Linked DNA regions of Homo sapiens: regions 2 and 3 are each linked to region 1. The links are chromatin contacts, found by Hi-C or POLR2A ChIA-PET in ENCODE. All regions are on one chromosome and are shown on one strand. Each heading gives the region's core, a stretch centred on a gene start or an enhancer-like site at or near the end of the contact. The rest is flanking DNA. Distances are from core to core; before and after follow the strand shown. Region 1 holds the start of TP53I13 (tumor protein p53 inducible protein 13). Region 2 holds the start of ALDOC (aldolase, fructose-bisphosphate C). Region 3 holds the start of GOSR1 (golgi SNAP receptor complex member 1).

What was found. Hi-C counts contacts between places; a loop is a spot of excess contacts on that map. ChIA-PET counts read pairs that join two places held with the same protein, here RNA polymerase II (POLR2A). Pooled maps may share reads with other maps.
Region 2: a loop to region 1 is called in a pooled map, with 4 times the contacts of the local background. The contact joins the promoter of ALDOC here to the promoter of TP53I13 in region 1. A Hi-C loop is called at or near these places in 4 of 50 pooled maps.
Region 3: a map of CD4-positive, alpha-beta T cell shows a loop between it and region 1 (3-fold over the local background). The contact joins the promoter of GOSR1 here to the promoter of TP53I13 in region 1. A Hi-C loop is called at or near these places in 2 of 168 maps with a recorded cell type or tissue (CD4-positive, alpha-beta T cell and heart left ventricle) and 6 of 50 pooled maps. POLR2A ChIA-PET finds 5 or more read pairs at or near these places in 1 of 52 experiments (H1).

Annotation. Positions count from the first base shown.
Region 1 is chr17:29,567,417-29,570,025 of GRCh38, forward strand. It overlaps TP53I13 (tumor protein p53 inducible protein 13), which reads left to right and starts at 1,285. Exons shown (of 7, transcript NM_138349.4): 1 at 1,285-1,414; 2 at 1,602-1,670; 3 at 1,902-1,943. The coding sequence starts at 1,343. RefSeq lists silencers at 1-161, 1,162-1,521 and enhancers at 692-741, 1,825-2,325.
Region 2 is chr17:28,575,602-28,578,210 of GRCh38, forward strand. It overlaps ALDOC (aldolase, fructose-bisphosphate C), which reads right to left and starts at 1,294. Exons shown (of 9, transcript NM_005165.3): 1 at 1,200-1,294. It overlaps SPAG5 (sperm associated antigen 5), which reads right to left. Exons shown (of 24, transcript NM_006461.4): 23 at 2,409-2,489; 24 at 1,973-2,169. The coding sequence ends at 2,098. RefSeq lists a silencer at 1,227-1,466 and an enhancer at 1,517-1,696.
Region 3 is chr17:30,476,096-30,478,704 of GRCh38, forward strand. GOSR1 (golgi SNAP receptor complex member 1) reads left to right here and starts at 1,313. Exons shown (of 9, transcript NM_001007025.2): 1 at 1,313-1,369. The coding sequence starts at 1,339. RefSeq lists enhancers at 1,057-1,206, 1,357-1,576.

The DNA of each region.
Region 1 (2,609 bases), core at 35-2,534:
TAAGTCGCAGCTCCGGGCGCCGGCTCCCGGGACCCCGTGGGGCGGCGGCCGCGCGCGCGCTCTGCCCTCGGGCGGCCCTGCTCTCCCCCGCCCGGCCCCGCAACCCCGCAATAACTTGGCTGGGCGGGGTCCGGCACTGGGCTAGAGAGGTCGAGCGCGGCGTCTTGAGCCGCTGGCGGGAGGCTGCTGCTTCCCCGCCTGCATCAGTGCGGGTCCCGTGGACTCCTCGCCCCCGTCCCCGCGAGCTCGGGGCTCCACATCAAGGAAATCCTCAGCCCGGGAGTGGCTTCCCCAGAAACAGCAGCCCCAAGCCTCCGAGAGTCAGTCGGAGAAAAGGACACACTCAGGCGCCCTGCGACAGGGATGCCCGTCCGACCTACAAGGAACGCCTCGTAAACCGGGGTGCATGGGAGACCACGGAAATAACACGTTCTCGCTGTTTCCAAGCTTTGGGATAGGCATCTCGACCCTCGCTCTCTACCCACGTTTCCCCCCCAAATCCTGGAGAGGGAACCAGAACCAGCGCCCCGCTGCGGGGCGGGCCGGCCAGCGCACCTCCTGGGGGTGAGGCCTGTGGCGTCCCCATCTCGCGGCGACCAATCTCTTTCTAGACGCGCGCCTGCCACCGCTGGGCGACGGCGGAGGTGGGGAAGACAGCAGCCTCTCGGCTAGCTCCGGCCTCCCGGGGCTTCTGGGTTTGGAGAGTTTGGGGAGCGGAGACACCTCCCGAGGCTCCTCCGCGTTGGACCCTATTTGCGAGGGCGGGAGCGGGGTGGGCCGACGGCGAAGCTCCAGAGGTGGGACCCTCTCCCTTCAGCAGCTCTTCCTGACTTCATGATTCTGCCCCTCTTCTCATTGCAGGTCACACCGACAAATCTGAAGCGGGTTTGCCAGGGGAGTGTACCCGTCTCCCCAGCCTGGGCCACCCGGTCCACAGGGATTCCATTTCCGGCCTTACACTCCGCTCCACGATCTCATCCAGGCGCTGCAGCTGTGCAGCTGCTCTACAGACTGCAGGGACCTGCTGAGACGAATCCCCGGACGAGGAAAGGGGCCCCCCGCCTGCCCTACTGAGCCTTGCGCGCTGACCCGGTTCCTACACTTAACTTTTCCGGCTTCGGGTTTAAGACGCGTGCGCGCACACTCCGCTGCTGTGGGCGGGCATTGGGGCGGGGCGATACCGGGGGCCCACTGTCTGGGGAGGGGCGCGCGCGAGCCCAGGGCCAACGGACGCGCGGGCGGCGCGGGCGGCGCGGGGGCGCTGGGGCTGGAGGGGCGGGGCGCGCGCGCTCCCTCGCTGGCGGAGCGGCTGGGCGGCGGGCCGGGCCCGGGGCCGCTTGGAATGGCGCCTCCTCCGCCTTCGCCCCAACTGCTTCTCCTGGCAGCCCTCGCGAGGCTCCTGGGTCCCAGCGAGGTAAGGTGACCCGCTCCTGGGAAGGCCTCGGCCCGCGAGCTCAAAGCGCTTTGCCAAAAGTTCGTCCTGGAAGGAGTGGCGCGCCGAGGGGGACGCGGAGTTCTTCCGCTGGCGGGCTGGGCCTGGGGAGAGAGAGGGCAGGGCCTCGCCGCGTCCAGCGCCCCAACTCTTCGCTTTGGACCCACAGGTGATGGCTGGACCGGCGGAGGAGGCGGGAGCCCATTGTCCCGAGAGCCTGTGGCCTCTGCCTCCGCAGGTAGGAGCCCTGGAGGGCCCAGGGAGAGAGGGATGTGAAAGGCTAGCCCAGTCCCGCTCTGTTCTCGCCGCACCCTCCACAGTCACCATCTGAGGACCTCTGCCGGTTCCTCAGTCCTCAGTAGCCAACTTCTCCATCCCAGCCTGGCGCTTGGGGCCTGCCGTCCCCTCCCCACCACACACACACGGAGTCCCCCAACTGCCCTAAGCTCTGTTCTTTCCCCATGTATAGGTGTCACCAAGAGTGACCTACACACGAGTGAGCCCAGGGCAGGTGAGTACAAGCAGGGGCCCACCACCCTTGGTGTCCACGCCTGGAGACAGGCGCTCCTAGCAGGCTTCGCTGCCTGTTCTGCTGATCGGCCCCATTCCTTACCACTTCCCTCAGGCAGAGGCAGGGTTCTAGTTCTCTGCCCCACCTCCAAGCCCAGGACAGATCAGCCCCAGGACAGATGGCTCAAAGACAGTGAGCCATAGGCCTGTCATCTGCAATGCTGTGTCAGGATGCTGTTGGGTAGCTGGCTCTGTGGACAAGTGGCTGTGAGTGGAACTCTCTCTGAGAGTAGCTGGAAAAAACCCAGGCTCCAGCTCCCTGAGGAGACAGCGGGAAGTCTCCTGACTTTGTGGGCCCCAGCTTTCTGTAGGAGAGGGTATTAATTCTGTCTCTACCTGTGAGCAGCGAGGGAGGGTATGTGCCAGCACCGTGTACAGTACAGAGCTGCATCGTGCAAGGAGTGTGCCTCCAGTTGCCAGGCTCCACACTGCGGGCTCAGCTTGCGTGGTAGCATCTCCATCTTCATCGCCAGCTCCTCTGAATTTTCCTTTGAAATACTTATTATTATTATTATTTGAAATGGAATCTCACTCTGTTGCCCAGGCTGGAGTGCAGTGGCACTCACTGCAACCTCTGCCTCCAGGTTCAAGCAATTCTTATGCCACA
Region 2 (2,609 bases), core at 44-2,543, 990 kb before region 1:
AGATGGGCCAAATGGCCTCCCCATCAAGCAAGGGGCTGGGAACAGGGCAGCAGTCCTTGGCATGAGTCCTGGGCATCAAGTGGCACCAGTCCTTCTGACAGCTAGCAAGCTTAGGGCTCCAGTTCCCACATCTCCTTTTGTCCCTGGTAGGCATCCTTCCCAGCCCTGGGGAAAGATGCAGGGTGGGGGTGGGGAGGTGAGCAGCCCTGAAGCCACAGCTCTTCTGATAAATCTGCTGCCCAATCAAGGATGCCAACCCTTCTTTCACTGAACTTGGTCCCTTGTTGAGGTAGGCAAAAGTCCTGGCCTTTCCAGCTTCCCTTTTCTCATCCTCCACAGGACCCCTAGGGAAAGTGTACTTACTTCCAAGGCTTCAGAATGAGGCAAAAGTACTTATTGCCACCCTCTTCTCTCAGCTTCTAGAGGAAAAGGTTGGAAGAACAGGTAGGGAGTAGGAGTGGCACAAATACCAGTCACAGGCTCCTGCAGCTTCTCCTTTTCTGTACTCCAAACCTGCCTGCCTATGCCTATTGCCTATTCCCACCCAGTACCAGAGGTTGGCCCCAGTGGGGCTGCAGTGATGTAGGAAAGAGGGCCCAGCGGGTCAGCTGTGTTAGTGTGTGGAGACTAGGGCTAGTGACACCTCCGGGTCATCTCTGTGCCCAGGAAGCACTTCACCTGTTTGGCAGGAGGATAGCAATAGGAAGCACTTCAATTCCCCACAACTCAGACACCCAGACGGGAGGGCAGAGGACCAAGGCTGAAAGGAGTAGAGAGCCTGAGAGAGAGATGAGACTGAGGGGAGCTAGTGGTGATGCAGGCTAACCAGTCAGCGGGAGAGACCTAGACCGGGGGGCAGAGAAGGCGGGAGAACTGGAGAGAGGACCTAGCCTAGGAGGAGAGGGAGCAGGCTGAGAAGGAAATGCTCTGGGTAGGAGAGACAGACTCCAAGGAAAAATCCAACAAGTAGAGGAGGATTTGGGATTGGAAAAGCTGAGGTCCAGCTGGGAGAGCTGAAGAGGGATAGAACAGAAGAGGTTGAGCCATGGGGTTTCAAGTACGCGGAAAGGAGCAAAGATGTTAGGAAAGGGTCGAAAGGGCACATCCCGGAGTCCCAGGTAGCAGGACGAGGATGGCAGGGGAAGAGCCAAGGAAATGAAGCGGAGATGTTGAGTGGCTCCCGCCTTGCCTGGCCTTACCTGTGCGCAGCCAGTTAGCAGCCGCAGCCACAAGCACAGCTCGGGTTCTGATCCGCAAACAGATGAGGCTGCAGCCCTGGCTCCCTCTGGTAAATGAGGCTGCGGATGTCGCAGAGCTACGTGACTCCTCCGGGGGCGTGGCCTGCATGCCCCGCCCTGACCACACCCCCTCCCCAGGACTGGTGTCCGGGGCAAGACCACGCCCTCAGAGGCGGGGCGGCGAGGTGGAGTGAGCGCCCCGCCAGGCATCCGTGGCTGTTAGGGACTGCCCTCCCACCTCGGGGAGCCTGGCCATGACCTTGCGTTCATTTCTGCCACAATCCCTTTACCACGTGCCGGGCACTTGCTGGATGCTGGGGATTAAGCTTAGTCTGGTGAAGAGGAGGCACCAGAACAGTAACAACAGGTTGAGTAGGTGGGGCAGAAGCATCTTCAAGGTGCCCAAGTTCAGGGCAGGAAGTAATGAACTGAGCTTCTCTGTCCTCACCCCCATATTTGCCAGGGTATACCCCCGAGGGGGCTGGGGAAAGTAAGAGAATGAAGCCTTTCTGTTTCCTCCAGGCGGTGAGCCAGGGAACAAGCAGTCCAGTGCCCAGAGTTTTGGTGAAAGCAGAGGAAGGGAGGAAGGGCAGGCAGCCTTGGCTTTGGATGCAGCAGGAGGTGGAGAGGGATCTATGGAGGGTGCCCAGGCAGGAGGCCCAAGCTGCTTCTTCCCTGACTTCATCATCCGCCCCCTCTCACCCAAAAAGTAAGATTCCGTAAGCTTGGAGAAATTCATTAAATACACTTTATTTAAATAGCATTTATCTCAGTTGGCTCTATGCCAGTTGGTCTTGGTATTGGGGTAAGGGGGTATTGCAGGTAAAAAGAGGTGAAGCAGATTCTGGCTTTCAGTTTCTTAGCTCAGAAATTCCAGCAATCCCTGTAGTTCTTTGCATCCCCTCACCACCTCTGGAATAGAGAGCAGGGTCTGGGAAGAGAGGCAGAAAACGCAGCTCAGGACCACAGACTTAAGGCCCAGGGCTCCCAGCCCCAGGAGGCAGCCGCTGAATTAGAGGGGAGAAAACAGACACCACAGAGAAGCCTGCAATAGTGATTCAGGCCCAGCTCTCAGCACAGGCTGGGAACCAGATCTGTGCTCATTAGTACCTCCTGGGGCCAGGCCTTGTACCAGGTTCATTAGTGATATCACCTCCCTCCTGCCTATACCTTATAAATATGCTGAACAATGTCATCTAGTTTTTCTAACTCCTTGTCAGAGCGCCGAAGGTTCTCCTCTAGGATATTTCTCTAGAAAGCAAACAGATTTTATAAGTCCTATGCATAAAAGAGCAAACTTGGTAGGACAGGGGAAACATGGCGGGGCATTTGTTAACGATGGTAGGAAATGGCCCTGGAATGGCATGGACA
Region 3 (2,609 bases), core at 63-2,562, 910 kb after region 1:
AGTATTGGAAGAAACAATGGTTGAGAATCCCCCAAATTTGGCAGAAGACATAAATGTCAGAATCAAGAAGCTGAGGATATCCCAAACAGGATAAATCCAAAGAAATCTACACCAAGGCACATCATAACTTCTGAAAACTAAAGAACAGTTCTTGAAAGCAGTGAGAGAGAAAATGTATTTTAGCTACAGTGGAAAAACAATTCCAATTTTAGTCAATTTCTTATCTGAAACTATGGAGGCCAGAAGGAATTGGCACATTTTTCAAGTGCTGAAGAAAGAAATTGTCAACTTCAGATTGTATATCTGGCAACAATATCCGATCCCCCAAGAATGAAGGGAAATCAAGACATTCTCAGATGAAGAAAAACTAATAGAATTTGTCACCAGCTGATCTACTCTTTAAAAAAAAAATGGCTGAGGGAAATTCTTGAAACAGAAAGGAAACGATTAGAAAAAGGAATCTTGGGACACTAGGAACGAAGAAGAGTAAAATATGCATAAATCAAGTAAGCTTTCCTCTTCTCTTGAATTCTCTAACTTATGCCTGACCCTTGAAGCAAATATTGTAACACTGATGTGGTTCTCCTCAATGAATGCAGAGGAAATACTTAAAAACAACTATATTATAAATGAGTGGGGGAAAGAACTTTACAGGAATTAAGGTTTCTACACTTCACTAGAATTAAGTCAGCACCGGTAGACTGTGATAATTTATGTATCTATAAAGTGTGGGTTTGGACAGCAGATTTTATCAGGTTGAGGGCTCAGGCCGAGAGCATGTAGAAGCAGTTAGCTCACTCTTTCTAGATGTGGCGGCTGACAAGGACAAAGAGGGCTGGGACTAGAACTGCTGTAGACAAGGAAAGCAGCCAGTGGAGAAGAGCGCATACGCCAAAGAACGTGGATGATGGAGCACAGGCGGGGAGGTAGGATGAAGGAAATGGCTCTGGGAAGAAAGGGTCTCTATGTCTGAGAAAGGAAGAAATTGGCTGAAGATACAAATTAGAGACAAGGTGAGGGAAATTGAGGGAGTTGCCTGAGGATGATTCTCCTCCCAGTCAAGTAGGCACCTGCTGAGAGAAAGGATAAGCCGAGATGAGGGAGATGATGATGGTTTGGGGCGCAGAAAGCGGGAATGAAAGACAGGAGCTAAAGCCGAAGTTTTTTCTCTCTCGCTACTTAAAAGCTGTAAGATAACGAATTGATCAGCAGGTGGCAGTGTCCGCGGAGGCTCGCATCCCGTCGGCCCTGGCTCTCAAGGCGGAAACACGCACCATGGTGACTTTCCGGCCTGCATCGCCTCTGCTCCCCTATCCCGGCTGACGTTGGACGACAAAGATGGCGGCAGGGACCAGCAGTTACTGGGAAGGTGAGGGCGAGAAGGCCTCCGGGTGCGTCCTACGAGGGTGAGAGGGGCTGAGTGAGGACAGATCTTGGGAGAAGCAGCACAGGAAAGAACCAGACTCCCGGAGCGGCCGAGCTGAGCAGCGGGGCTTGCCTAAGTGGGATCCCCGGGGCCTTGGGGATACCGAACGGTCTGGGGTAGGGGTCTGGCCTGGCCGGGGCGTGTGAGCGGGACGTGGGGCAGGGGTTGGGCAGAGTGGACAGAGCGGGGATGTAGAGGAAGAGGGCTCTCAATCGCCTGGGTAGAATTGTGTTGAGGGAGTAATGGAACTCGGACGAAGGGGCTTGGGGTACGAACTCTGAGAGGAAACGAATGTTGAGGGAGAAGATCCAGAGCCCCGGAGACTGGAGGAGTCAGCGCATTGGAGCTGAGGTCACTATTGGAAAACTGAGTGGGAAAAGAGAAGGAGGAACTTGCATTCCGGTCCGTCGGAGGAAGTATGAAGAGAATAGGAGACAGAATGTCTCTTATTGGGTCTCCATGACAACTACAGGTTGGGGACTTCCAGGACTGGGTGTTTGAAGGAGGAGAAAATAACTTACCCTTCTGCTCTAGAGTCTAGAATCGGTTTTATTGAAAAAGTTGAGAGAACCTGTGTGAATTGCAGTTACATTTGCTATACTTCTCCCACCAAAAAAACCTTCCTGTGATTTGACAAATGCATTTGTTTAATTCCTGAAACTATAGTCGGATAAAGTGAGCTTACATAAAACTCATTCGTGGATTATGATGATCAACAAGAGCAGAGAAAGCTCACCTTTTTCTCCCAACTGTCTCTTTGCTTTACAGCCGCATAGAAACTACTTTCCAAATTCCTTTGACCTGTTTTTATTGCTATACACTGAAGCCTCTAGAAACCACAGTATTGTCACTATCAGCCCCTTGGTCTAAGAAACTCAATTCTAAATTTATCCAGATTTGCCTATCATACTTTCAAAATGCTTTTACTTATGTTTCCTACTAGAGAAGACAATTATTCCAATCACAGAAAAGCGTGCTTATAGTTTAAAACATGTATTACAATGCCCATTTGAAATGTGTGTACCAGCTAGAAAACTTTTTTTTTTTTTTTTTTGGAGACTCGCTATGTCGCCCAGGCTGGAGTGCGGTGGCGCTATCGATCTCGGCTCACTGCAGCCTCCGCCTCCTGCGTTCAAGCGATTCTCCTGTCTCAGCCTCCTTAGTAGCTGGGACTACAGATGCA